Linked DNA regions of Mus musculus: regions 1, 2, 3, 4, 5 and 7 are each linked to region 6. A link is a loop called in an ENCODE intact Hi-C map of the cell type or tissue named here. Cell type or tissue: heart. All regions are shown on one strand.

Region 1 (4,000 bases), 330 kb before region 6:
TCTGTTTCTGGAAATTCACCATGATGACAAGAGAGCTCTGGGCTGCTCCTCTCTCCTGAAAGCAATTTAATACAATTTCCTGAGTGGCTCTGGGAGAAGCTGTGGCCTCAAGCCATTTAACATACCCAGGGTTAGCTTGGGCACGTCACAGCAGCTCTTGCAGCATCTAAGTTACTTAAACACTGAGTTATCAAGACACCTGGTTTTTCCAGTACAGCAGATTATGAGCCTTGGGGATAGGGGATTTTACTGCCAGGACCCCAAAGGTCCATGCTCTAGAGACATGGTCTTCAAGGTGGTGTTATTGGAATTCCTGTGGAACTTTAAGAGATGAGACTTTGAAGTCCCTAGGTTAATTTGAAGGTTGCTATGAAAGGGGTTGTGGGACCTGGTCTTTCTGCTCTGTATCATCCTGACATGTGATGTGTGTTGAGGTTTCCTCCTGCTCTCCATTCCTGACATTTAGAAGTTTCACCAGAACCCAAAGCAAACAGGCAGGCCAGTATCTTAGAGGGAAACCTCCAGGATCAACAACAGAATAACAGTTTTCTCTTTTTAAGTTCATTGTCTCAAAGCTTATTGATAGAGCTCGCCCAAGCCATTTGTTTTCTTCTGGAGGGAAAAGTTTAAGGGGGAAGTGTAGATTTAGAGGTAGAAGAAAACTAGAGATGGCCATCATATTTATTTTGATAAACATGATTTTTGGCCAGATTTTCTAAGTGTTATCACAGAGAGCCACTTGCTGAAGCTGACTGATCATTTTAGATTGGAGTTCTTGACTGTGGGCATGGGGATCAGAAGGAACGGGGAGCCAAGGACAGCTGGAACATCCGAGGGGCTTGCATAGTATGCGTTCTTCCTTCTACCCATTCATACTTTCTATTTGGATCCTTTAGAACAAGTGGATTATTTGTGGGTTCAATGAAATGAATATCAAAAAGACTTGAAAAAATTACATGTACTAAACATGCAAAGACTTTTATTTCCTTCCTGCATTTCCCTAAATACCAGGTAACAATTATTTACAGTATTTTACATTACATTACATTGTGTTGGGTACTTGTCATCAAGAGACAGTGGAGAGAATAGGAGGGGATTTGTGTGTTGTGTAGGTAGCATACTGTTTTCTTTCCTATAAGGGACAGGAGCATCCACAGATCATGGTAACTATGGAGGACCTGGAACCCATCTCTCATGGATACTAAAGGGCAACTACATTGTTTTGTGGGTGCTTTTTGGGGGGCGGGTAGGGGTAGGGAAGTATCTGCACTTCGTCTGTCATTTCCTGAGGATGGCCCGGGTGTCCAGCAGTTTCTACCTTTTCAGCTGGATTAGTAACTTTCTAGCTCTCTTGTATTTTTCTAAAGCGTTCATTTCCTTGTACTGTGGCTCATTTCAAAGCTGCTATCTGCTAATGATCCCTGGTCTATCTAAGGGGTTGAGTTCTCTCCTCCACGCCTTTACCTTCTGCTTGCCAGCCTGTGGGGGAAAGCCTGTCTGCAGCTGGAAAGCCCAGCAGCCCACACCACAGCTGGCCTCTGGCAGAGGTGTACCAACAAAGGAAGCAAACAAAAGCTGGGCGGCTGTCATTTCAAGCTCCATTAGGGGCATGTGTTGGGTGAGGAAATCAATGGGAAAAATGAGGCTGGCAGGAAAGGGGCTTCCCCCACCCCCTCTGTTTGTGGAATGGGATTGACCACAAATAATAATAGGGCAGAAATCACCAGGCAGAGAAAAATAAAATAAGAATAATAAAAAAAAAAAAGGAAGTATTTCCAAAGCCCACGAAGGAAAGAAAACTGCCACCCTGTCTTGTTTTGTTTTTCTTTGCATGGCAAAATACGAGTCAAGTCAGGATTGCAGCACACAGCTAGCCACTGTGAGATGGATGCTCTGAATGAAACGGGAATTATTCTTCCACAGTTACTGCGGCCATTCTAAAGGATACACTCTTAACTATCAATAATATTGATATTCGTCCTAATGTGTGGCTAATCGAAGGCCATTTTACAGCTTTGCTTTCAGAAAGCCAGTCAAGAGAAGGTGTCCACCGGGACTGGTTAACTCAAAATTCATCTGGGTCCTCTGACAAGGTACAATAAGAGAGGTATTTTGAGAGACAATGCGGGCAGCGATACAATTTGGTTTTTCGTAAATAGTCTATGAAGAATCAATTCTTACTCTGTAACTCTGTTTTCATATAACTTGTACGCTTACAGGAAGGAAGGTCTACAAAAGGGTTCCTTTCCTGTCACTTGATTCCTTTGAAATGCTTAATCCTGGCCTTTTCCGCTTTCTCTTGATAAGCTTTTCTCTGCCTTTGTTGTCTTGCTGTGCTGCCTGAGAGCCGCCACCAGATGGCACTGTGCCAGATGAGTATCTTGGAGACCAGAAAGGGCTTAGCTGGGGTCAGGTAAATTCGTGGGCAGGGAAGAGTCAGAGGAGAGAGGAGAGCATGAGAAGATACATAAGAAGTGGATACACATGCCTGGAAGGCAAGAATCTTGCATCTTAGTTGTGAACTGATTTGTGTGAAACTGACAGAAGCCACGTGCCTGGAACTGAGATGGAAAAACGGGCATGCAGAAGGCAAAGGAAACAAGGCAAGGTTCTCAAGGATTGCCAAAGATTGGCTGGAGAGTCCCAGGAATCTTTGCAGAGAAGTCCGTTCATTTATACCCCACCAAGCCTTAGTGAAGAAATTAAATGTGAACACTTCTTTAACTAATCAATATCAAAGTCAATAACAGATTGGCACCTTGCACTTCCCTGATGTGGGCGCGAAGTTAATAAATATGTGATTCTGGCGGTTTCAGTTTAGAAGTTAAAAAATAGAATTGTCTCCACTTAGGTGTGTGTGTGTGTGTGTCTGTGTATGTGTCTGTGTGTGTGTCTGTGTGTGTGTGTGTCTGTGTGTCTCTCTGTGTGTGTGTGTGTGTGTGTGTGTCTGTGTGTGTATTTGTAGTTAAACCATGAGTCTTGTCCTTAATGCTTCCTGCCCGATGGAAAGTATATAAATTAGCAAATCCCCTTTCTCCAAGGGATGACAGAAAAGGCAGAATTAATATGTCACTTGTATGCTTGAAGCCCACACACCATGCCCACGTACTAGATAACTATGAAGTAGTGAAATACCTTCCCTGATGTGCCCAAGCCCAGATCACGGAGTTAAGACGTAGAATACACATCTCGGGCTTTAATCACTTGACTCATTTATGGTGCATGCTTGTCACATGTTGCACAGAGATGGCTGTGTCCAATCCCTCATTGACATAGCTGATTCTCATTGTCAGTCCTCTGGGGATGTGGCGTTGAAGCCTCCACATTATGTGGTAAGTGTGGCTGTACTTATAAACACATCTCCGTTACTCGCTGGTTCTGAAAGCCATAGGGCTCAGCCCTGGAAGCACAAGAGGAGAGAGTGAGTATTGTACCATCTTCATCTTCATCTGCCCTGCCACGCTTTTAATGGCGCATGCTTTCAAGTCCCCCAAAGTGAGAGCTGATTAAGCCATGTGCTCTTTGTCCACCTCAGCACTCCTGCTGTCCCTTTGATCGGACTCGTAGTGCAGACTGTTGCAAGTCACCTAAGAGGCAGCTGGTTTACAGAAGGTTTTTTTTTTTTTCTGTGCTCAAAATTAGTAACTCATGCTCCATAGTACATGACTGTAATCCTAGCTCTTGGGAGACAGAGGCACAGGAGCCATGAGTTCAAGACTGTTTCAAAAAAAAATCAGATTAGAAAAAGCCAGTAACTTAAAATCTCATCAAATAGTCTCTCAAAAGGATAATCATGAGTTACAAATACATAGCTCAAACTAATTTATTATTTATTTGTTTGTTTGTATATTATCTCTGTGTATTTGTTTACTGTGTGTGTGTGTGCACGTTTATGTGTGTGCTCATGAACATCTGTGTCTGTGTATGTAGAGGCCAGAAGATCACTCCAGGTGTCATTTCTCAGGAACACTCTCTAGTCCACCCTATATTCGAGACAGGG
Region 2 (4,000 bases), 230 kb before region 6:
TGTATTATGCAAGTGTAGTTGCTAGGAGTTTAAATATAATTCCAAGGAAAAATCTCCTTGCCCTCCAAAGAAACTCCAATGGAGTAGAGGAGACTGACAAGTAAATGTAATTATAGTGGCCAAAGGGAGGCAGCACGTACTGTGGAAGTTTACAGTACACAAAGAGAGAGTTTTACCCCACTTTTCCCAGTGACTGAACAATATGTGTCATTGGAGAAGTGGAAAGGAGTTCTCCCAAGGGACCAAGAGTAAAAACATTCACATCTTGGACAGTCTTGAACCCTGAGGTGCATGTGGATGTTGTACAGGACTATCCTAGAAGCACTGGGCCTGGTCACAAAAGATCATCACAGCTCATCCTATCAGCTGTCTGTCTTCCCTCAGAGAAGGGGGAAGGATAGTCACAGGGTCCACACCTGAGAATTCACTCATCCCTTTCAACCAGTTGTATACAATTCTGCCCTAATTGCAGATGGTGTTGGGGGAAGGGCTAGAGGATGTAAATGGGGAAGAATGAGGGAAGGGGATTCCGTCTCTGCCCAAAGGAGTAGACCATCTACACTGGCTGCTTTAAGTTGACCTATACTCCTGCTCCAAACACCTTCATTCTAATAAATAAAGCCTACTAAATCCATTGGTTCCCCCTTGTTGAACTTTGGTGGAATAGTGCCTAGGTTTGTGGCTGGGATCTTAAGAGGAAGAGCAAATGTTTGTCTCTCCTAGGGAAGGAATTTTAGCAACAGGACATCTGGAAGTAGTTCTGGGTAGTTTACAGGGTAAACTTTAAGCTTTTGTAGCAGTTGAGAATAATACTGATGGTACTGAGATAGCAAAGGCAGCTTGTATGTAAGACCCATGCCTTGTGCCAATGCTTTCATGAAGCCTTGGCAAGACCTCCAGGATCAGATACGCCTGTAAGGAATCTACTCTTGCTGCTGAGAGGAGCCAGGGCTAGAGGTAAAATGGGGAGGTGGCAAAGCTTCTGTGACCAGGGCTTAAGGAAGAGCTGGCTATGTTCTGTCTGTGGCACGAGGCTGTCATGGATGGAGTAGGCATTGCTTCTTTATGTTGACTTGGTTTGTTTGTTTTTGAGATGCTGCCCGTGCTTACCTGCGATTCCTGAGTTCAAGTAGCCCTCCCACTTTATCTTCCTAAGTAAGGACTACAGGAACACATCAGTGGGCGAGCGCCATGTTGGGATTGGATTGCCATTGTGGTAGTGTTAGAAGGAGAGAATGTAGGTCATGGGATAGAGCTTTTCATGGGCAGACTAATGTCATTCTCACAGGTAAATCCTTGCTGTCGTGAGACCAGTAGATTGTCATTTTAAAGGCAAGTTTAACACTCTTCCTGTTCCCTCTCTTCTGTGGGAACTTAATTGCCTTCTGCTTTCTTTCAGGAAGTTTCACTAGAAGCCAAGCAGATGAAGAGTCACATCTCTGAACACCCCAGCCTTCAGAACTAGAACCCCAAACAACCCCTCTCTGTTATAAAATGTCAAAGTTTCAGACATTCTGATACAGCAACAAAAAACCTAAGACTAATGTTACTCCTGTATACCCTCTAATTAGTGTTTTGTTTTTCCAGAATACCTTCAGGAGCAATGGGGAATTTATGTAACTGCCTGGTGATGGGGTGGGACAACAGTATCTGCTTGCTTTCTTGATTAGTTCCAATATTGCCACTAAGGTCACCTATCAGTGCAATTAAACTCCCTTAAAGCTTGGCTCTGTAACATCGATAATGGGGCAGAGACATTTCTTGAGATTAAATAAGCTGATGTGTATGGCATGCATGGACACAGGTATCTCTGACTCCGGAAACGGTAGGAGAAGAGAGATCAGAGTCTCACACTCAGGTCTTCTCTCTCCCTTCTCTCTAATCAGGCTTACAATTAGAGACTAGAATTGGCTGCAGCTTTGGTTTGAGAATGTATTAATGGAAAACCCAGTCCTAGCTGCCAAATGTCGCTGGGGTAATGGGGGCCTTCTCTTTACAACTTCATCCCTAAGGCCAAGTGTAAGCCTTGGCAGCCCTTTGTTGGAGCTTGTAATGGTCATGACACTCTCTGACGTCCATTGCTAACCGGATTGGGGAAGTGGATGTCTATGATGCCCCGGTGGCCTGGAGCCTGATTCGAATAAGGTGGTGGGTGTCTGTGTAAGTCCCTTGAGTGGATTAAGTGTGACACCAGAGTTGCCTGTGTGTCAGCTTAGCTACTGTTGGTGTTATAACTGATGGCAATTTTAAAGACTAAGACACGTTCCCAGTCTTGCAACTGTATGAAATCGATTTCATTTTATAAACTGTTTTCCTTTGTCTGTTTGTATGCCCGTATTTGGGCAAACACATCACATACATATATTTGCATATAAATTTACTTTGGGTTGGCTTACAAAATGTGCTTCAAGGTTAACATTCTAATACTGACCTCTATGCCTTAGTTTTCATAATTATTGCTTCAATATGCATAAGTTATTCTTTCCAGTTTAAATACTGCTTTATTTCTTTTAAGAACTAAAGGACATTTTTACTTTCTATTATTAGTAAGATTCTACCATATATATATATATATACACACACACACACACTTAGGGGAAACCCAGGCTGTTCTGGGAGTCATGGGCTCAAGAGATCCTCCTGATCCATCTTCCAAAGAAGCTAGAAATACAGGTGTGTGCCAGCAGGCCAAACTTCGTGTTGGAATGGGACTTTGGGGAAGCAGTAATGTATATACTCAGGGCTCTTGATCCCCAGCGTATATAAATCCAGGTCCTTGTTCTGTTACTCCAGCTAGCTGTGTTTTGTGTCTTCATTTCATTATCTTATGATAGGTTGAGTGAGGCATTTTTGCCAAACAAGCTGAAAATATAAGTAGCATGCAATATAAACATTAACATGTGCTCCTCAGGTTAAATGGGAGGGATGGCTCAGTGGTGGTAACCCTTGCTGCTCTTCTAAAGGACATGGGTTCAGTTCCCAGTATCCACACCAGAAAGTTCACAAATATCTGTAACTCTGGTTCTAGGGGATCTGATGCCCTTTCCTGGCCTCCATGAGCAACTGTATGCATGTGACACATATACATTATCTCTCTCTCTTAACACACACACACACACACACACACACACACACACACACGTGCGCGCACATTAAATAGTCTTTTAAAAAGATGCATTAAATACGTCTAAACTGATAAATATATTAGCTTAGCAATACCGTACACTACCCTTGCCCAGGATCTGCACTGATTATCACTAGTCCAAGAAAGGTCATGATTCAAAATCTGAAACATAATTTCCATTGAATGTGCATTGCTTTTTATATCATTGTAATGTGGGGGAAAAAAACCCTGTTAAGTTGAAGGCTACTGTGTGGGATTATGTATGGATTGTGTGGGGCTCAGCAGGTCTGGAGAGAGCTCAGCTTGTAACACTTCTCATCAAAATCTATGTGTCAGGAGGGATGTTATGGTACTGTTTGTCCTTCTTCTCTTCCTGCTTATGGGCTCTTTTCCTGATTGTGATAAACACTCAAGAAAATGAGCTTAAGCACTTTGCAAGTCTCTAGTCACATGTTTGTCAGTGTTTCATTGACCAAATGTGCTTGTTAGTTTTATGTAAACTTCACACAAGCTACAGTTATCTGAGGAAAAAGAAAAAAGAAAAGTAACCCCAGTTGAGAACAGGTCTCCATAAGGTCCATCTGTAAGGCATCTTCTTTACTAGTGATGGATGGGCCAGCCCACTGTGGACAGTGCCACTCCTGGGCCTGTGTTTTTGTGTTCTATAAGAAAGCAGACTGAGCAAGCCACAGGAAGCAAGCCAGTGCTCTGCATTAGCCCCTTCTAAAGGTTTCTGCACTGTTTGAGTTCCTGTCCTGACTTCCTCCAGTGATGTACCACGCACGATATAGAAATGTAAGCTTAATAAACCCTTTCCTCTCCAACTTGCTTTTAGTTGTGGTAAGTCATCATAACCATAGAAACCCTGACTAAGAC
Region 3 (4,000 bases), 500 kb before region 6:
CTACTCATGTTGGCACTAATGACAAGACCATTACTTTGTCATGGTTGAGTAGTATTTCACTGTATGTACCACACTTTCTTTATCTGCATGTCCATTTTCTGGCTTGGATATCGAATATTTCCTAAAGCTTCATTAATTGAACACAGTGGTCTTCAATGCACTAACGTTCTGAGGCAGGGCTCTGGAGAAGTAATTCTGTCATGAGACTTTTGATTTGTCACTGGAATAATTCACTGAAGGATAAACGATTCAACAGGCTATTGGGAGTTGACAGGTATTTAAGAGGCGAGGCTTACCTGGAGGCAATGCGTCTTTGGGGATATGACTTTGGGGACTATACTTTACTCCTGCTCTCCTCTCTTCCTCTGCTTCCCCGACACTGTCCTGTGCTACATTGGTTCCTTTCTGTTGTCACATCTGGCTTCGCGTCAGACCCCAACACAGAACCAAAGGCACCGTAGGTTGACATTTCTGAAATCTGAGCCAGAGTCAATTTTTCTTCTTTCTAAGTTGTTCATTTCAGGTGTCCACAGTGGTGGATGCTAACACATCTTGCTGCAGGCTTTGGTTGGCTCCGCATCTTGGCTGCTGTGAACAGGGCTGTAGTCCTCCTTTCTTTGGCTATATACAAGGGATTGTCAGATCATCTGCTAAGTCTATTTCTAGTTCCTTTCAAACAATCTCCATATTCCAAACAGGATAAACAGGCTGATCGAATTTACATTTTTACTCACAATGTGTTAGAGTCCCTCTTCATTTTCTTGCCAACATTCTTCCCTGACTTGAGATAGCCTCACTGTGTAGCCCAGGCTGGCCTCAAATCTCCCACCTCAGCTCTTCAAGTGATGGTCACGGGCATGTGCTGCCCTGCCAAGTCTTTTAAATGTTTTTGGTACACAGTTTCCTCAAGCTGTTTCCATCATTTTAGAGATTAATGTCTTTGTCGAGCAAATCTGATATTTGGCATTTCTTGGGGATAGTTTCCCTGATTTTTCTTTTGTGTTTGTATAGTCATAATTCACTTTTATCTGTTTGCACACTTCTTTTTGTTTGGTTGCTAAAAAAAAAACATACCTACACAACAGAAACAAACTATGTGTTATAAATATTTTAATGTGGTAAATATGGAAATAAGCTTCATTAACATCTCTAGGATTTGTGGTTGTTAATTATTGAGGGATATAACTGTTTGTTGAGTGATTCCTCTACATTATGTTTGTAAGTACGATTTTGTTTGTATGTATTCTTCTTGTTTGCTCTTTCATCTCCTTTTCTCACAAGAGCATCAGTCATACAGATTAGGACCTGACCTCTGGCACACCTTCCCTTCACTCACCTTAACTTCCTCACTGGAGGATTTCTGTTCAAACACAATTGCATTCTGAGGTACAAGGTATCGGGACTTTGGCATATGAACGCTTTGGTAACACAAGGTATTTTATAATGACCACTCCAGTCGGGGTGGAGGACACCCAGGTCCCCATGTCCTTCCTCATCACTGCAGGGAGGTCAAGGACTGTGCAACACGTTTGGCTCCTGGCCTGCCTTCTCTAACATCTCCCTGGTTTGAGATGATGGTTGCCATGGCTCATTCAGCACAGGCTTCCAAAGGTGGGCGCCACTGCCTCTCAGGTGCCCTCTGCTGGCACCAGTGGGAAGGACCACACTTTTTTTCCTACAGTATTTGGCTGGAGTAGATGAGTTCCCATGCAATGTTTTCCATCTTGCTTTCCTTTTACTGGTTTGTTTTAGAGAGCTATGAGCTCTCCTTATGTATATCAGAGGCAGGAGACAATGAACTTTAGCATGGCTTTCATCTGCCAAGTGCCGCTACTCAGCTGAGGCAGCCTTCTCCTTCAGCCCAAGCAATAGTTCTTTCTAGGTCATGATAATCATCTCACCCTGTCACATCTGTGGCTGTAACAATTCCTCACTTTCATGAACTCTGCTGTGTGTCACCAGAATTTTCATCTCCCTGAATGGAACCGATCCTCTGAGAATGGCCCCTCCACCACACTCTCTTGGGTGTCCCTTGCTCCTGCTGCAATGCTTGCTCACTGTGAACTTGTTTCAGTGAACTCTTGTTTCAGTCTCATTTCCGTTCCTCTGAGAAAATATTCTGACCAAAAGCAATGTCAGGGACAAAGGAGCTTTTCTTCCTTACATTTCCAAGTTCTAGGCTGTCGTTCTAGGCAAGTTAAGGCAGAAACTAATTGAATCGTGTCCACAGTCAAGAGCAGAGACAGAATACACATGTTTACTTGACAGACTTGCTGCCAATGCTTGGCCATCTTTCTTCCCTTTTATATAGTCCAGGGCTGAGCCCATAATCTGGCTCCACCATCCACATTCAATTAATATTGATGGATAGTCATCAGATTTCTCTGCAGACATGCTCACAACACTACATGGTCTAGATACTTCTTCAATTGAGACTCTTCTCAGGTGGGTTTGGGTTCTGTCAAGTTGACAGTTAAAACTGACCAGCACACTGCCACAGTCTCCCACAAACGGTCCTTCAGCATCTCTCTCTCCTTTGCTTTCCCGTCCTTCTCCGCGCTTGCAGTATGGCGCCCATGTTGAGGTCCCTCTCCTCGTTGTGTGCCACGAGCGGGCAGGAGCCAATTTTCTTGGAGGGTTTTGTGGAGAAAGGGCTGTATGTGATAGTCAGTGAGTTACTTAATCTTGCCTTGTTGGATTTTAATTTCCTTATCTGTGGAGTAGGTCTTAATATCCGCTCCTGCATAGACTTGCTATGAAGATAAAGTGAGATAATATATGTACAAGTGTTTAGCAAATGCATGCAAACGAAAGAGGTCCAATAAATATTGGCAATTTTGCATTTAATGAAAACTCCAAACTTTTATCCCCCTGCAGAGAAGATGTACAGCTTGTATTTACATTCACCCAGGGAAAAATAACACCTTAGATTTGCGGCCCGTGAAGCACTCTGACGTTCATTATCATATTTAATCCATGCAAGAGCACCATGAGGAAGGAGGGGGATCTGCGGGCTCCTTCCTTTATCTTGGGTTTTAATTGGAAAAGAAGAGTCACAGAGCAGGAAGCAACTTGTTAACTAATGAGCAGAGAAGCGGGCCTAGAATTCTGTTATCGGACTTCCATAAGAGAGAGGAAATCACATCCTTTATTGAGGTGTGTGTGTGTGTGTGTGTGTGTGTGTGTGTGTGTGTGTGTGTGTGTGTGTGTGTGTGATTTTTGTTGCCTGGAGCAGCCAGCGTGTTGTGACTTGAGGTATGAAGGAAGGTACAAAATCCTTACAATGTGAGCCAGGAGGAGCCTGTTTTTCAGAACAGAGAGAAGCTGGCACCCAAGGGAGAAGCCTAGAGGTTCAGAACGCAAGAACAACAAGCAGATGGAAGCCTTACCTTCCAGTCTTGCCCTGTTATGCCTGTTATTTAATTTTGGGTGGAGGCACTTAGGAGTTAGAGGAGTTATGCTGTGTTTGAGGTGGCAGCTGCGTCAGCATCTTAGGATAGCCCTTTCTCACTCCAGTATCCAGAAGCTGCACAGACATGGGAAGTTGCGGCAGTGAAGAGCCTGGGGCTGTGGTTGTTCAAGGAAGGGAGGTCTTGATGCTGACGGCAGGCTGGTGACATGGACCGGAGAACCAGCCTCTGTTCTCATGCAGCTGAGGCAAATGAGGACACTAATCCAGAAATACCCACCTGGGTTGGGATCAGCAAGTCCAGACTGCAAGTTACGTTCCCACAATACACTTCCTCTCCTCCTTAGAGTGATGAAAGGATGCCGTCTCAATCTACCCCTCAGGTTCTGTGCTCAGCCCTGTTTGGCCCCTCCTTTAGGCTCCATATCCCCTGTTGCTAGGAATCTCAGCTATTGTCATCACCCCCATATTCTCTCCCAAAAGCATCCCCCAGCCCAGGTCCCAGAGATACTCTCCCTCTGCCCATTCCCCTCCTCTCTCTCAGCCCTCTTACCACCCCCAGGCTTTCTCTACAGCTGATCCCCACACCCT
Region 4 (4,000 bases), 700 kb before region 6:
CTGGTGTTTCTCACTGCCATTTGTTCCTGCTCCTCTCTTTTTCTTGGGAACACCAAGGGGTTATGTCCCAATTCCTTGCGTGTGGATGTTAATTGTTGGGCTCTGAGCAGAAATTCGACTGGTCCCTTAAGGCTGAGGCGAGAATGAGCTGTGGGCTTTCTCACTTTATCTAAACCTGTCCCTGGAAGGGGAGGGTGATGGGGCTGACACAGTTGGAGAAGGTAACAGAGTTGCAGTGTGGAGAGAACTTGGCTCTCTATATAACTGACCACTAGAGGGAGTCCTCCCCACTTACTGGACAAGGCTGCGGAAAGGCAACCCTGTTGTCACTTGTTAAACTGTGAGATTTTTTTTTTCCTTTTAGTAGCAATTCTCTATTCTGACAAACTTGATATCCAACCCCTCTGAATCGTGGCTATTTTTGGCTGCTTGGTCAGTTAAACGGATTAACTTGGTGTATAGTGCTGGTGTGCGGTCCAGGGATGCCAGCTGCTGTCTGTGAGCTCCGGAGAGGATGCAGATTTTTGCCAGCAATGTCAGGACTCACATTCTCACAGCATCACCAGAAGGTGCCAGCGTGCCGACCACCTGATTGGGCCAGCCTCTGTCCTAAGGATACTTGATGTGGCGTATCAAGACCAGTGATGAGACCACTCTTGAGACCAGTGATGAGTGCAGTGTTAGTCCCAGTGAGGATCGTAGCAGCTGAGGCCATGACGAGTTACAGACACAGCAAAGGGCAGACTATAGACTCCCAGTGCTTCAGCCTCAAGACAAGCTCCATGAGTTTTTGGAAAAAGTGACAGAGAAAAAAATTATGTCTCTCTACAACGTCCATCTACTTTCTTTCTCTCTGGGGAAGCGTTGCTTTTCCTCTTCAGCTTTCTCTCCACGACAGAAGGATCTGCCTGCATAAATTAATCTTTCGGCTTATGCTTGGCTCCAGATGTGGAAGGACGGTCTTCCTTCTTTCTCTGTTCCAGGGTCCCATGTGTGTGTTTTGTTTGAATCCTGTGGGCTCTGTGTGAAGCTGTGCAGAGGGAAATTGGTTTGGGAACCCAGCCCATGTCCCAGTCTTTCCCAGCTCCCCTCAGCACTGGGTCTCTTGAGGCCACAGGGACACTTTAAAGCTCTTACCATTTCAAAGACAGTACAAACTGTGGTGGGATTATAACTCTGAAAGTGGCCTTTTCCCTTTTTCCCGTGGAGTGTTCCAGAAGCACCTTCCATTTCTTTATTTCTTTGTGGAGCAGAGGAAGATTTTGTTTGCAATCCCACAAGAATCAGAAAAGTTTCAACTTTTGGGTGTTTTTATTCAAATCCAGATACATCGGGGCTGGAGAAATCCATCTGCCTCTAGCCTTATTTTTTTTTCCAATTTCTATGGCTTCTTTGGGAATTTTACATTATGCACCCTGATCAAATTCATTCCTCAGAATTTCCATGTCCTTCCCTGCACCATTGTGGCCTCCCCCAACCCCCAAAATAAGATAAAAATTGGACCCATGTCCAATTTGAGTCATTTGACCACTGGAGCATGGTCAAACTCTCCACGGCCTGCCACTTAAATAGAACCGAGTCTTCCTGTTTCCGCAGAAGACGTCGCTTGTGGGGAGCTACACTTGAGCATCCTATCACACCTTTTAAGAGTTCTCTTTCTGTTTAGGTTCACACTCTTTTTTGAGATCGGATTAGGAGGTGTTTAGCCTCCTCAGCATCCTGGCTTAGTCTTCCAAGTGCCCAGATTACACACTCAGTTTAGAGGGTGAAATATGTTCAACAATGTAACTTTTTTTGGTTGTTATTTAAAAACAATGTGATTAGACAGAAACAGCCCTATCTTTGGGGTTTCGGAAACTGACAGAAGATGGCGCCAGAGAGCCGATGTGGAGATGGATGGGGTCCTGAGCTGAGAAAGTCCCTGAAAACAAGTGGCCCAGGAGCATCTTAGCATCCTGGTATGTCTCTCTCTCTCTCTCTCTCTCTCTCTCTCTCTCTCTCTCTCTCTCTCTCTCTCTCTCTCTCTCTGTGTGTGTGTGTATAAAAGCCATCATTGCCCAGGACCATCTTAGCATCCTGGTGTGTGTGTATATGTGTGTGTGTGTGTGTGTGTGTGTGTGTGTGTGTAAAAGCCATCATTGCCCATTCTCCCAGGCTCACTGTATCACAAGACTTGGAATAAGCTTCCCACAGACTTTGCCATCCTCAGAATAGCACCTATGCTGGGCACGGGCTGCACACCCATCAGTGTGCACTTGCTGGTTGAGATAGGGAGATCCTGAGTTGAAGGTCATTGTAGGAAGCCAACTCTAAGATGGCGCCGGTTTCCGGTGTGCCATTGTCATAAACAACATCAGCGCAGGTGTAAGCCCTGCCAACCCCTCCCGAGCGGGTACATGCTAATTAGGTGACAGCGGTTCAACCTATCCCAGGAGGACACGAAGCCTTTCCCTGTGCTGGGGTGTATATAAGCAGACCTCCCTGCTTGCCCGGGGTCCCCGTAGCAGCATCGAGATGTTCCTGCAATAAGGGCTGTTGAGAAGAATCCGGCCGTGTTGTGTCTTCCTTGATGGCCGAGGTGGGCGCAACAGGTCATCATGGACTACATTTCAAGTGTGAGGCCAGACTAGGTCCATGCGTGCCTATCTTAAAAAACAAAACCAACCAACCAACCAACCAAAGAATAAGAAAGAAAGTTGGTGGCACGAAGTCCACCATCTTGAAGATGCTTTTTGTTTTGGTTTTATTTTCCATTGTGAAGGATGGTGTCTGGTGTTAAAGTGTCCAACCACTGAACTACACGTCCATTCCATCATATAGTATCGAGCTATTATTTTTGCAGATAGTCTCCTGTATCCCAGGCTGGCCTCACACTGACTGTAAAGGTCAAGCTGATCTTGAAACCCTGGCCCTCCTGTCAACACTGGAGGATCTGTGGAGGAAATGAGATATCCCAGCCTCCATTGTGAGTCTTGCCCTTTACAGTTTGAGTGGAGAAAGCAGCTTTGTTTTAGGGTGGGAGAAACAGAGTCTCATGTGATCCTGGCTGACCTTAAACTCCCGATCCTCCAATCTTTCCTTCTAAAGTGGAGTGATTACCGCCTTGAACCGCCTCACTCAACTTTATCATCGTCATCATCGTCATCGTCATCATCATCATCGTCATCATTGTCATCATCATCATCATCATCAATAGACTGAAACAAGGTCACGGAGGAGCCAGGAAGCTTGGGAGGAGAGAGAGGCCAAGGCTGGAACCCAGACCTTTTCCTTCCAAAGGGCCTGCTACCTTTCAGGATGATTGGGCTTGGCTCGTGACCAGGTTTCCGTTTACCGAGCAGGAACAGCTCCTAAAGGAAGAGATGGTATCTCCACTGGGTAGTAATGAGCAGCAAAAACATCCCTGCTCGCTGGAGGCTCCGGCTGGGAAAGCTCAGCTCACTGGGAGTGGAAAGGAGGGAGGGAATGCTGGGAAGGAGGAGAGCAGAGAGGCCAGGGATCATGTGGCACCTTGAGCTGCCCGGGGAGGGAATGCTGGGAAGCTCTTCCTGGGGGAAGAGTGACTCACTTGTTCAGAGAGACTGAAGGACCACTTTGCTTCTGAGTCTTATGCTTCAGATCAATTGCAGGGAGACTGAGGGGAAGGGGCCACATGCGCCTACAGGCACGCAGCAAATTCAATCACTGACCGAGACCGGCAGACCAGGCTGGCTGTTTGCTGATCTGAGCCCAGACGTGAAACAGCTCAAGCTGGGAGAGGGAGGACCTAGGTAAGGTTGGCCTGGAGGAGGTGATACAGGAGTTAGGTCCTGAGGGATGAGTAAGAATTGTCTAGATGAATTAGGAAACAAGGGGCAGGGGTGGGCCAATGCTGTGGACGATGCTGAGACTCTCCCAATGTTATATATAACCTAGCATAAGAATTCCTAGGTTAGTCCTAGAAGTATTTAGTTGAAATTCAAGTGAAGCATGAATGAGGTTGCATTGGTCCTACATATCT
Region 5 (4,000 bases), 240 kb before region 6:
GGGGGAATGAGTTCCTGCCTTTCCTCCAGGACTATGGCTGCTGGGGTGTCAGACAAGGCTCCCTGGACTATGATGAACTCCTAGGAAAAGCCCACGTTGGGAGAAACTGAAAATGTCGGCACTGAAACCTGACATGGTAAGTTTACCCCAAATTGACTAAAATGATATTTTCTGCCTTCAAGCAGAATAAGAGTTTAAACAGAATATGTGCTGAGTTGTAGTGAAAATAAAACTACATTTCTTGCAAACCTGAGTTTTATGAACTAAATTGATACTTACTGTAGTGTTTGCAAATAGCTACAGTGGGGGATATTGGGAAGCTAGTACATCACAGGCCACGACCTGCCAGGTTTGGTTCATCTGAGCTCTTGGTGATATATTTGCTGGCAATGGTACTCCAATCATTGTGCAGTCCCTGGGGCCCTCTGTGTCTAGAACTTCCTTTCATGGAATCCACGGTGCATATTCCCCTTGCCTGGTAGACAGTAAAATGGCTCTCTTGGTTCTTAGTAAGAAGAGAGGGTAGATCTGGGTCCTCAAAGCAACATGGTAATTGATGTCAATAAGCATCCCAGAATAGTACAAGTCTCAAATACATCACCCCCTTTTGATAAATCAAGGTGGGAGTTGAGGTGCACAAAAGACCCAATGGATTCTATTAAGTTCATGAGACCTATCAAGATGCAAGGCCTTTCTGGAAGGGAAACGTTATCACTGGTATAAATTAGAGGTGTGTCTGCCTAACCAAAAACTGTTTTGCATGTCTCATTTATCAGCTCTCATGACTGCCCTGCTCGAGTCAGGACCAGCATCAGTGGAGGAGTTCTTTGTAAATGGCACCTGATGCACCCAAGGGCTCTTTCTGTACAGCATATGATGTCTTCAGCAAGGGAAGTGTGTCTATTCCCATTTCTAGCCAGCTCCACTGGGAGCTTTGCTTCTGTGGTTCTTCCGTCTGTCCCCTTTGGTATAAGCAGTTTGTCCCCAGCACCCTGCTTATCCTGCACTCCTAGGCTGTTAGGATGTGACTACCTCCTGTTTTGGCTGTCCTCGTGGGCTGGTGCAACATACGCTCATTTCTCACCATCCACCTTCCACCATGTGATGCTGCCACTGACCCAGAAAGAATATATTCTTTTGGGGGTGGGTCTCCTGTGCTAGACAGAAGAAATTCAGCAAGAGTTAGGTAGACACACCTTTATTTTATATCAGTGATAGCTTTTTCCTTCCAGAAAGGCAGAGTTGAACAGTCTCTTTCTTGGTCTTTGGAATAGACTCTCGCTTCTATGTGGTATCGATTTGAGATACACAGGAGACGGGTGATGCATACAAGTTGACTATGCTCTTGATTTACTTTAAAATTTGTGGAGTGCCTGCTTTGTGTTATATCCTCATGAGGCCAGGGAATGCCCAAGACTCATCTGAATCTCTGCAAACAACAACAACAACAACAACAACAAAACCCAGCAGGGTGCAGGGAACCTTGTTGGCATGAATACAGTGTTACCTCCCTGTGTATATGTTACTCACATCCCCCACACAGCAGAACTGAAGGCCATTGTAGATTCTAGAAGAGAGAGAAAACATCTGGACAGAGCCTGTGCCATTTAGGGATTTCTAGCTGAGAGCTATAGCAGCTCCATCTATTATTGGACTTCAAAGAGAAAAACAACACCCCCTGCCCCAAACTTATCCGGAAGGAAAAACTTATTCCTGTCCCTGGCTGAAGGCAAGACCAAGCAAGTCCAGATGGGTTTCATCAGTAAAATTGCTCACTGGTGTATAAAAGTATTCCTCTTGGCTTCTGGGTGATAACATTTACCGAAGGGAATAATGAATGACAGTCTTTTCCTTAGATGTTTCAATGCTTGGTATTTTTATTTTATTTTAATTAGGTATTTTCTTCATTTACATTTCCAATGCTACCCCAAAAGTCCCCCATACCCTCCCCTCCCACTCCCCTACGCCTCCCCCCCCCCCGCCACTCCCACTTCTTGGCCCTGGTGTTCCTCTGTACTGAGGCATATAAAGTTTGCAAGTCCAATGGGCCTCTCTTTCCAATGATGGCCAATTAGGCCATCTTTTGATACATATGCAGCTAGAGTCAAGAGCTCCGGGGTACTGGTTAGTTCATATTGTTGTTCCACCTATAGGGTTGCAGATCCCTTTAGCTCCTTGGGTATTTTCTCTAGCTCCTCCATTGGGGGTCCTGTGATCCACCCAATAGCTGACTGTGAAAACCCACTTCGGTGTTTGCTAGGCCCCAGCATAGCCTCACAAGAGACAGCTATATCAGGGTCCTTTCAGCAAAATCTTGCTAGTGTGTGCAAAGGTGTCATCATTTGGAGGCTGATTATGGGATGGATCCCCAGGTATGGCAGTCTCTAGATGGTCCATCCTTTTGTCTCAGCTCCAAACTTTGTCTCTGTAACTCCTTAATGCTTGGTATTTTTAAAGCTACACAGGCAAAATCAAAGCGTGTGTTCAAAATGTCATGGTATGATTTTTTCCCCTTATTTATGTATTTGTGGAAATTTACCAGTTCCTTTATATCTACCTTTCAAAAATTGATTGTTCTTATGCACTTACTCTCTTTGCAGCAAAAATCATTACAAAAAAAAAAGTCCACAACCAATCAAAATACAGAGCATAAGTGGCCGTGTAGTGACTAGCCCAAAGGATACATTTACAACTCAACTCTTGTACCCAAGGTTCAGGGATCTAGTGAGGGAAGAGGAGGTGGGAAGATTGTAAGAGCCAGAGGAGCAGGAAGTTTGAACACCAAGAAGTATGCTAACCTGGGAGAGGGAAATCCCATGAGGCCTCAAACCTATACAAAGAACCACGGAAAACCGAGAGTGGGACACGTAGTCTTCTTCAGAGAAGAACCATAAGCTGGTTATCCAATACCAAGTCATCAGCCTGAAATCATAAACACATGAGTAACATTATACAGACTGAGGAGGCGATACTTAGGAAAACACACACACACACATTTTACATGTATGTAGCAATAATTTAAGAAAATGAGACCATGAAATTTAGAGAGAGAGAGAGAAAGAGAGAGAGAGGGAGAGAGAGAGAGAGAGCGCAAAGGAGGTACATGGGAACTAGGATTGGGTTGGGAGGAGGATAAGAAATGGGAAAAATTATGCAATTATATTTTAATTAAAAAAATAAAATAATGATTGTCATATTATTAGGTTGTCCCCAGTGTTTCATAAGAATAAGTGAAGGTAATAAAGATTGCTTTGTAAAGCAAATTCTCCTCTGAATTTGCCTTTTCTTTTATATCATAGTTTTCTAATGTGACAGACTATAAAATTTTAGGCTGTCAAATCTGCTAATCTGCGTACCCACTGTTTGTATGCTTGCTGTTCATCAGGACTACTCCAAGGTTTTTAGGGCACTTGGGCACAGCAAACCATCACCACTTCCTAAAAGCTAGTGTGTGAAGCCACCTACAGAGTAGTTTACTGGCAGAAGTCCCTCTGTGGGGCTGACATACTTTGTTTCTGGGCTTCACACTGTCTTGTGAGTGATGACCTGTTGGTCAGGAAGTGAAGTTTTCTTGCCACCTCCTGTCCTTGGGTATGCTCTGGGAAGCTAACTATTTTTGTTACCGGTCTCTGCTGACTTTTCAATAACCCTTCTCCCCTCCCCTCATCCCCTCCAATTCCAAGTCCTTCTGGTCCTCATAGCACACCTTCTGTAAGCTCCTAGGATGCCAAGTGTTTGCTTTTGCTGCGCTGTTTTCTCCCAGAAGGTTAAGGGCCACGGAGCAAGCATTGTTCTCTCCCTGTACTAGAGCATTGCTACAGCGCTTGCATAGGTGTTGAGCTGCTTACTAGGATCTGACCTTCTTTGCTTAACATATTTCCTTCCTAGGGTCCAGACCTTACAATAAACAGGTCCCCTTTGACTGCAGGATAAAGCCTGAACCTCCCTCTGTCCTCTAGGTCAGACCTGGTTCCTCTTCTCAGCCCCTCTCAGGCATCCT
Region 6 (4,000 bases):
CTCTCCGGGTATTTTTAAGTTCATGTACCTATTTGCTTAAAGTATATCAGACTTTTGCTATGGGACTCGGGAATTTCAAGAGTATCATTAAGTGACAAACCTAATTAGAAAGTGGAGGTGGTGAGGGTGTGGGGCATTCCATATCCCAGCCATCCAGCTAATGAGTCCACCAAACTGAAGGAAGCTGGCTGCGGCGCTAGTCCTCTCAAAAAGCAGAGGAGGAAGCCTAGCTGGTGACCTTTTCCCATAAGCACATGGGCTATAGCATCTTGTTGCAGCTACCAATGCCATGCAGCTGTCTGCAGGGCCAGCTGGTGTGCGCGTGACTCTGGAATGGTGTCCACATGTGTGCTGGTGACGTTCAAACAACTAGGAAAAGATCCATGGGAGGGAGTAAACTTGATTAAGTACAGGTTTCAGTGAGGCAAGTTGCTAGGCTGAGAGAAAGAGTTGAGAATCAGGGCTGAAAGCATGCTGGATCCCTTGGTAACTGCAGACGCTAGTAGACTTCACAGATGCGCCATAGTATCTAACCTTTATAGCACGCTTCCTATATTCAAGACATTGTCTGGGTTGAATGTGTGGTTTTCTTGCATTAGCCACACACAGTCTCAAGGAGGAATGGCTGCCCCAGGATCACAGAGCTCACGGGAGTATGATCTGGATTCACAGGATTCTAGACTCTCAGGGCACACAATGCCTTATCAAATAGAAGCTACACTTCCCGACAAGGTCCCAAGTTCCCAACAAGACAGCACAGGCACACCTTTAATAACTGTTTAACCGTGGCAGCTGCTGTTCCTAAATCTCCCTGCAATAAACCCACACGGCTAATGCTGGTCGATTCAGTGCTTGGGGGCACACCCTGAAACCGAGCCCCGTCGTCAAGGTTCTGTGTTCACGGTCAAACTTTAGTTTCAACAAGACATTCTGAAGAGAGATCTCTGCAAGTCTCATCCCTTCTTCCCCAGCCCTCACAGGATGGAGCAGTGGAGCCACACAGAATCAAACCCAGATGAAAGGCCAGCCACCGAGTCCCATGCCTAAGCCTGACCAGATGAGCCTCTGCTGCCCACCTCCACCCCCTCTTGGGGCTCTTCTGCCACTCTGCTGGCTCATTCCTGCAAGTAACCTGCTCTCCTGCTCCCACAGCTGCACTGACTCCCAGGCCCCAGGCAAGCCTCCTTTCTCTTGGCGCTGTTGCTTCCTTAGCAACCTCCGTGTCAGGGGAAAGTACACTTTCCTTCCATTTGTCCCACAGTACGGGCCTTCCATAGACACCTTTGCCACCTCCACATAAATTCCAGGGAAGGCAGGGATTGCTTTCCCTGCATGCTCCCCAACCCCAGATTCCAGAGATGCATGTGGCTCTAGGCATACAGGCATTCATGTAGAGTATAACATTTGTATATGGTGGGCAGCCCTAAAGAAGAGCTATCCTTAGGACCCTTAAAGGACATAGAAATCCTGCCTCAAAATACAGCCAAATGCACCAGACACGACAAGGTTCTGCCACAAGGGCAGAAACAATGAAAATTGCTTGGAAAGGAGATTTTCCTGGTTGAGTCCCTAACTAGTGGTGCTCTTCTGCCCTCTAGTGATGATAATCAGCACTGACTTTCATGTACCTTCAAGAAGCTGTGGGACTCACAGACATCCTCTCTTAGCAAAGGTTCTCTGGTCACCTTGTGCTCAGGAAGGCTGCCATCAGTAAGACATGGAGACAGTAAGGAAAAGTGTCCATCTGAGGTGTACACAGAGGCATTAATGCCAATCAAGGGTGGAGGAGGTCGCTTAACTTCTCACAGGGCTTAGGGGACAAGAAGAGATGATGACAACTCGAAGGGGTCCTTAGTGCTGTCATCCTCTTGGCAAGCTGAGGGCCTGTAGGTGATAGGTTAAGTGCTCCCAGCTGCCATTCTATCCATGGCTTCTGCAGGCACTGAGAGAGGAGGCTCTTTCATGAAGTCTGGGAGAGGGGATCATGAGTGGGAAAAATCTGCCACATGGCACAGGAGACTTGGTTTGTATACAAATGCGCCTCCACTGGTCGGGTCAGACCCCTCCCCTTCCGGATCTGAGATCCAGATCCCTCCCCTTCCGTACCTGAGTCTCCTCCCCTTCCGTACCTGAGATTCAGGATCCTCACTAATTTGATGAAAGATCTGAAAGTGCGTGCTGCCCAAGGTTCTTTCTGGCTCAGACATTCTGGCCACCCCCTAGGCCTCACTTTGATGGGTCACTCCTGATAACACAAATGGCCAATACAAAACATATCACACATCGCTTTCCAAGGCAGCTTTCCCAAGGAGCTTCCAGTCTCCTCCAGCCCCTGGCTGCCCCTGGAGAGTGCTGCCTTTGGCACACCAGTTGGAGCTAGCTTTTCTGTCTGCAGGAGATGGCAGCTGACTTTTTATTGAGCGTCCCTTAGCAGCCCATCCTTGCTTGCTAGAGTGGACTTCAAAGGGCCAGGCAGCTGGAAGACAGGGGCATTTCATCCCTTCCTGTCCAGGCCTAGCACTTGGCAGGAACAAATAAGGCTGCGTCTGATTTTATTTTCTACTTGGAAATTTGTAACATCATTAGAGACAAGTAAATATATCAGTGGGATTAATGGACTGAATCAGAGAGCAACTTGATTGGATTTAAGACCACATTATTTCTTTGGGGTGAATTAGTAAATTTAGCACTGTCAAGAGATGATGGATTGGGAACCCAGGGACTGAGAGTTCTTATTGATCCGGAGAACAGATCAGCCCAAGAAGCAGCATCAGCTCTCCCCTCCCCCATCTGCCTGCAGGGAGAGGAGAGGAAGGGAATGGGGCTTTGTTACTGATGAAACTATGTAGAAATCCCGTGTTCTCTTTCAGACAGTGGCCACAATAGTTGTAAGCATAAGGCTGTTAACAGATCTCAGCTGATGCCCTTATGATGTTCCATAGACCCAAAGAGGCCTTTCTGGAGTGGGTGTGGCATTTTTGTAGGAGGTCTGTCACTGGGCTTTGAGGTCTGAGAAAATTAAGCCAGGCCGAGTGGCTCAGTGACTTCCTTCTGTCTGTGGATCCAGAGGAGAGCTCTCAGCTACCTCTCCAGCACCATGTCTGCCTGCATACTGCCATGCTTCCTGCCATGACAATGATGGACTAAATCTCTGAACTGTAAGCCAGCCCTAATGAAATATTTTCCTTTATAAGAGTTGCCATGGTCATGTTAACTCTTTACAGGAACAGAAACCCTAACTAAGACACCCCCAAATCCTTGCCTCCACCTGGAATTCATATTCTTATATCTAGCTTAACCATGGCTCTGTGTAACTGGCTCTTTTCCAGGAAAGAATGACACAGACATTACATGCTGTCAGGAGGATTGGTGACAGACTCTTGTAGAGAGGACCAGGAGGGTCAGCCTGGCCACCACTGCATGGACTCTGAGGTGGATCCTTTCCTTTTCGGTCTGCAGACTTGGTTACACCCCACTAAAGCTGCTCCTGAGTCCTAGACCCACTTCAGAACCGTGAGACAACAGCCAGGTGTGGTGGCACACACCTTTAATTCCAGCACGTGGGAGACAGAGGCATATCTCAGTGAGTTCGAAGCCAGCCTGGTCCACAGAGTTCCGGGACAGCCAAAAACCAAAAGAAAAAAAGAAAAAAAAAAGTTAGCTATGAGACGAGGTGTTTCCTTCATGGGTAACTTTACATACGACTCTACATATGTTATAGACTTGCGCTGGTAATGAGCAGGATGCATTACTTCTGATCACAGACTTTAAGGACCAGTGTATAATGTCCTGCCTGGAAATTATAAACACTGGGATCAGGATAAACATCTGTGGGTCTGGGCCCCAAAACAGCCATAGAGAGCTAAGTCCCACGTCTTTCCAACACCAATCTGTGTTGAACAAGTTATCTACCAAATTAATTTTCAGCATATCCAAATCAGTAAAATGTGAGGACTATTTGTTACCACAGAGCAGCCATGATGGTCAAGCCCTTTTGCCA
Region 7 (4,000 bases), 610 kb before region 6:
TTATGAATAGGCCTTTTAGGCCTGGGCACCTGCTACTGGTTCTTTCTAGCAAGTTGAAAAGGGAAGAACAAATCCCTCTTTAATTTAACCCTGAGCCCTTGGCTTACATGGCGTTCCTAGACTCCCAGACACACATATTCTTGCTCAGTGTAGGTTCTCGTGATACCAGACTTGTATAAGGCTAAGGGGGATGAGGCAGGGTGGGGTGGGTGTGTCCCACCAGAAAGGAAACCCTCCTGGATTTGAGCTGAAGCTTCCCGAGTTGTGTGTGTAGTTTCGGGTGCATGCTTGGGTCTAAAGATTTGCAAGGGGAACATTCTAGGAGCAGGCATTTGAAATCGCGTTCTTAAGGTATCACTTAATAAAAAGCTCCAATAATGTCTCCTAATCTGAGAGCGATCTGCCGGGAATCCAGGCTTCATGTTTATTTTCTGGGGCTGCAGGGAGAAGGAAGCCCATTCTGGGTAGGCAAGGCTTAGACGAGAGCCTTGACACAGAGAACTCTGGTAGGATTCTCCCAGATCTGGGAAGCCTTGGGCTCTGTAACCTCTCAGGTGTGAGCTTTTCTCACATCCAGGGCTCTGTTGGCCTTCCTCCCCTTTCTGCATTGTCTAGATGAAACCGAGGCCCCGTAGCTGGGAGGGATGTAACCCCAGGTGCTTGTATGCTCAGCTGGGCCCTTTCTGGGCCTCCAGCAATGTGGCAGGCTGTACTTTGGCCTTGTCAAGTGGGTCTCCCAAGCACTCAGCCCAGTAGCTAGGAGAGAGTCTGGCTGAAGAGATAGCACATTCTTCCTAGTGTGTTTCAGGGGTGCCTCTGTGAACACAGGTGCTGTGCTGAACAGGGAGCACCCCAGAGGCCCAGGAACATCAGTGTAGAAGGGAGGATTACCCCCTTCATTGATCATTTGGTGGGAAGGAAGCCACGCATTTCAACAGGGGAGCCGTAAACCACAAGTGGCTTTGGCTGGAGATAGAGTGGCCTGGGAAGGCATTGTAGAAGAGGAGGGTGATTGTGGCTTAGCTGTGGAGGAGGGAAAGGGCTTCGTCCAGGGTTGGAAAGGCAAAGCAAGTATAATAGTTAGTTCTAACTGTCAGCACACTTTCGAATCACCAGGGAAGAGAGTCTCGAGTCATTGTCTAGGTCAGATTGGCCTCACGGCAGGTCTGTAAGGGGTTGTCTTGACTACATTAGCTGATGTGGGAACCTAGCCTGTGGTGGGTCCTGGGCTATTTCAAGGTTGAAAAGGTGAGCTGGGTTGTAGACTTAAGTGTATTCCTTCGGTCTCTGCTCTTGACATGGGTGTGAGTAGATGCTTCAGGTCCTTGCCTGGCCTTTCCCAAGTCAGTGATGGATTGTAACCTGGACTGTAACCTGGACTGAAATAAGCCTTGCTCTCTGAATACCTCATTTTGTACAAAGTTCTGTGCTGAACAGTTTATGTTACCTGTTCCAGTGAGGGACGCTTTATTGAGGTTCCCAACTCTGACTTGGGATGAAATAGAAGTGAATGTTGTGAATCCTGTGAGCAGCTGGGCATTGGGCCTGGAACTCAGGGCGTTTCTCCCTCTGAGAGGACTTGAGTTCTTGAAGTGTTGGAGAGCTAGGACTGTCACGTCTCTGACCATGGCAATGGTGTGTGGATGCTGACAGGGTCAATCACTGTGTATCCTACAGCATGGTGACTCCAGTCTCTCAGCCTCCTGTGGGCCACCAACTGTCACTTGCCAGTGTTCTCCAAACACAGTGAACTCTATAGGTTATTTTCTTTTTCTCTCTGCTTGTCTCCCCAGCCCCCAGCCTCCTATACAAACAAAACAGACTCAGCCCTTTGCAAACACACCTGGTAGCTGGCAGAACAGGACCAGGAGCCTTGGTTGTGGCAGCGTTCCACATGTCAGACCCAGGGTGTGCTCTATTTGTCTTGGAGAACAAGAGACATCCTTGAGACTATGGGTGACAGGTTATTGGGCAGTTGGACGGATAGCTCCTAGATCTGTAGTTCAGCTCTTAATGGGTTGTCTGGATTGTGTTGTCTCTCCCTGTGCCTTCTGTCCTGGATGCCTGTGTTGGGGTTTATCTATAGTTGGTATTATTTTTGCCTATCCCAAGGGAGTGGAGACAAAGGGCAGATTGGTTTGTTGACCATGGCAGAATTGCCATGGAATTGGGAGAAGGAGGGGATCCTGGTTGAAGTAAATATCATTACATCTGTCAGGGTTCATAGGCTTTTAGTAGAACGATTAAATATCACTGTTGGCCATATAAACCACAGCTAAGGAACTGAGACAAACTATGCCAACCGAAGGCCTGGGAATTGGAAATTTAGACCACAGACAGTTTGATCTGGTACTGATTTTGAAAACTGGGGGATTTGAGGACACTTAATATAAAGCTTTGGGGGCCCCTCAGGTGAGGATACTTGGTGGTACAGTGTCCATGGGCCTCAGCCTAGGAAGGGACAGGAGCTGGCTGCTGCTGCCCCCTTTAGGCTGAGCACAACACTGCTCTTATTATTTTATACATTTATGTGTTTGTTGTGTGGATGCACAAATGTGTGTACTGTTTTTACACTTATTTATTGTTGTGTTTGTTTGCACATGTATGTGAGCATGTGCCGAAGTGTTATGTGTTGGAAACTTGTGGGAGTTGTAAATCACCTTACATTATGTGGGTCCCAGAGATCAAACTCAAATAAACAGGCACTTGAGCAAGTACCTTTACAACACCTCCAGTTGCCACCGCTCTTCTTGTCTCTGATTTGAAGGCAGCCCATGCTCACCATTTGTCATTATGTTTGTCCCACATTTCCATCACACCATTTCCACCTCAAGGTTTCCCTGTATGTACAGGGCACTGTAGTGTTTGGGTTGTTGACCTGCTGCTTTGAGTCACTGGGCTGGGTCAGTGCGGCTGCACTGAGGCAGCAACAAGAAGAGAGATAGCACAGTGACTGGGTGAGGAGTGGGGTCAGGGAAGACTCTCAACATGGCACTCGGGAGGCTCAGTCAGAGTGTCTGAGGCAGAGCCCAAGTTGCCAGAGGTTGTCCTAAAGCTATTGCCGTGGTAATGAGACACACCCATGTTCCACCTGACTGCATTTAGTTGACGTTGCCCATCTGCAGTGGAGGAAGGTGAGATTCAAATCATACTGACTCATGGAGACACCTGACAGGGTGCTTCAGGATGGAGCTCAGTGGGCCGTGCTCATGGCAGGTTGCTGGGGAACGAGGCATTGGGAACAGGTGACGCTGGCTTTTCTGTCGAGATCCCAGCTAAGGTTGGACTCAGGCACTTCTGCACAGGATATGACAGAGGCCAGAACTGGAAAGAAGGTTCTGGGTTGTGTTCTACCATTCTTTACGTTTAATTGCTTTTCTGGGGAACTTAGTTATCTCTCATGTTGAGCAGAAGGTGCAGAACAGAGCTCAGAGGTCAAAGATCAGATATGTCCTCTGAATCCTGGACACAACCTCCAGGCATCAAGACTCACCCTCAGGGTGCACACCCATCGATGCTCAGCAGCTGCCTTCTTGGTCGCTCCAGTTCCCACATTCTGTTTTCATTTTCTTTGCTGTGTGTTCCTGGTGACAGAGGTGCCACCATACTTCGCCTCAAGCGGCAGCAGGGCTGTGAGGGCTTATGGATGAGATTGCTGAGGTGCACAGATGTTGAATTGTTGATTGTGAGTCCTCAAGTCACCAGGTCAGGGGAACACAGCCACTTGGATGAGGCAGCCCCTGGGTGGCCTCCAGGGGAGGCAGCCTGCTCCATTTCAAATTTAATGATCTGCTTTGAACTTTTAAAAGCACAGACCTTGGTCTGGGGATGTATGTAGCACAGTTGGTAGAGTGCTTGCTTACCATTCTCGACAATTGGTTCATGACATTGGGCAAGGTTGCCCATGCCTGTCATCTCAACCCTCAGGACATGGAAACAGGAGGCAGACATTCAGGGTCATCCTTGGCTATAGAGCAAGTTGGAGACCAGCCTGAGCCTC

Evidence for each region. A loop is a pair of places that touch in the nucleus more often than their neighbours do. Peaks named below come from ENCODE experiments on the same cell type or tissue, not always from the same donor. Only the 100,000 strongest peaks of a DNase experiment are listed, where the experiment ranks them.
Region 1: it touches region 6 in a loop (11-fold over the local background); 36 of 42 quality-filtered maps call a loop at or near these places.
Region 2: it touches region 6 in a loop (4-fold over the local background); 5 of 42 quality-filtered maps call a loop at or near these places.
Region 3: a loop joins it to region 6, with 7 times the contacts of the local background. A loop is called at or near these places in 6 of 42 quality-filtered maps.
Region 4: a loop joins it to region 6, with 10 times the contacts of the local background. A loop is called at or near these places in 37 of 42 quality-filtered maps.
Region 5: a loop joins it to region 6, with 5 times the contacts of the local background. A loop is called at or near these places in 5 of 42 quality-filtered maps.
Region 7: it touches region 6 in a loop (2.7-fold over the local background); 5 of 42 quality-filtered maps call a loop at or near these places.

The regions. Positions count from the first base shown.
Region 1 is chr7:74,022,833-74,026,832 of GRCm38, forward strand. No RefSeq gene overlaps it. Among named protein-coding and RNA genes, the nearest start is that of St8sia2, 11 kb to the left of the region's middle. In heart, a CTCF peak has its summit at 2,350 (motif pointing right); no DNase peak of the experiment used is centred here; H3K27me3 peaks cover 518 bases.
Region 2 is chr7:74,120,367-74,124,366 of GRCm38, forward strand. No RefSeq gene overlaps it. Among named protein-coding and RNA genes, the nearest start is that of St8sia2, 110 kb to the left of the region's middle. In heart, no CTCF peak of the experiment used is centred here; no DNase peak of the experiment used is centred here.
Region 3 is chr7:73,854,086-73,858,085 of GRCm38, forward strand. No RefSeq gene overlaps it. Among named protein-coding and RNA genes, the nearest start is that of Gm21269, 30 kb to the left of the region's middle. In heart, a CTCF peak has its summit at 1,646 (motif pointing left); no DNase peak of the experiment used is centred here; H3K27me3 peaks cover 443 bases.
Region 4 is chr7:73,654,110-73,658,109 of GRCm38, forward strand. No RefSeq gene overlaps it. Among named protein-coding and RNA genes, the nearest start is that of Gm26176, 10 kb to the left of the region's middle. In heart, a CTCF peak has its summit at 1,842 (motif pointing right); DNase peaks (open chromatin) are centred at 1,872 and 3,342; H3K27me3 peaks cover 793 bases.
Region 5 is chr7:74,110,626-74,114,625 of GRCm38, forward strand. No RefSeq gene overlaps it. Among named protein-coding and RNA genes, the nearest start is that of St8sia2, 99 kb to the left of the region's middle. In heart, no CTCF peak of the experiment used is centred here; no DNase peak of the experiment used is centred here.
Region 6 is chr7:74,353,120-74,357,119 of GRCm38, forward strand. All of the region lies in intron 3 of Slco3a1 (solute carrier organic anion transporter family, member 3a1), which reads right to left. Among named protein-coding and RNA genes, the nearest start is that of Slco3a1, 200 kb to the right of the region's middle. In heart, a CTCF peak has its summit at 1,594 (motif pointing left); no DNase peak of the experiment used is centred here; H3K27ac peaks cover 224 bases.
Region 7 is chr7:73,747,056-73,751,055 of GRCm38, forward strand. All of the region lies in intron 1 of Fam174b (family with sequence similarity 174, member B), which reads left to right. Among named protein-coding and RNA genes, the nearest start is that of Fam174b, 8.7 kb to the left of the region's middle. In heart, a CTCF peak has its summit at 2,488 (motif pointing left); no DNase peak of the experiment used is centred here.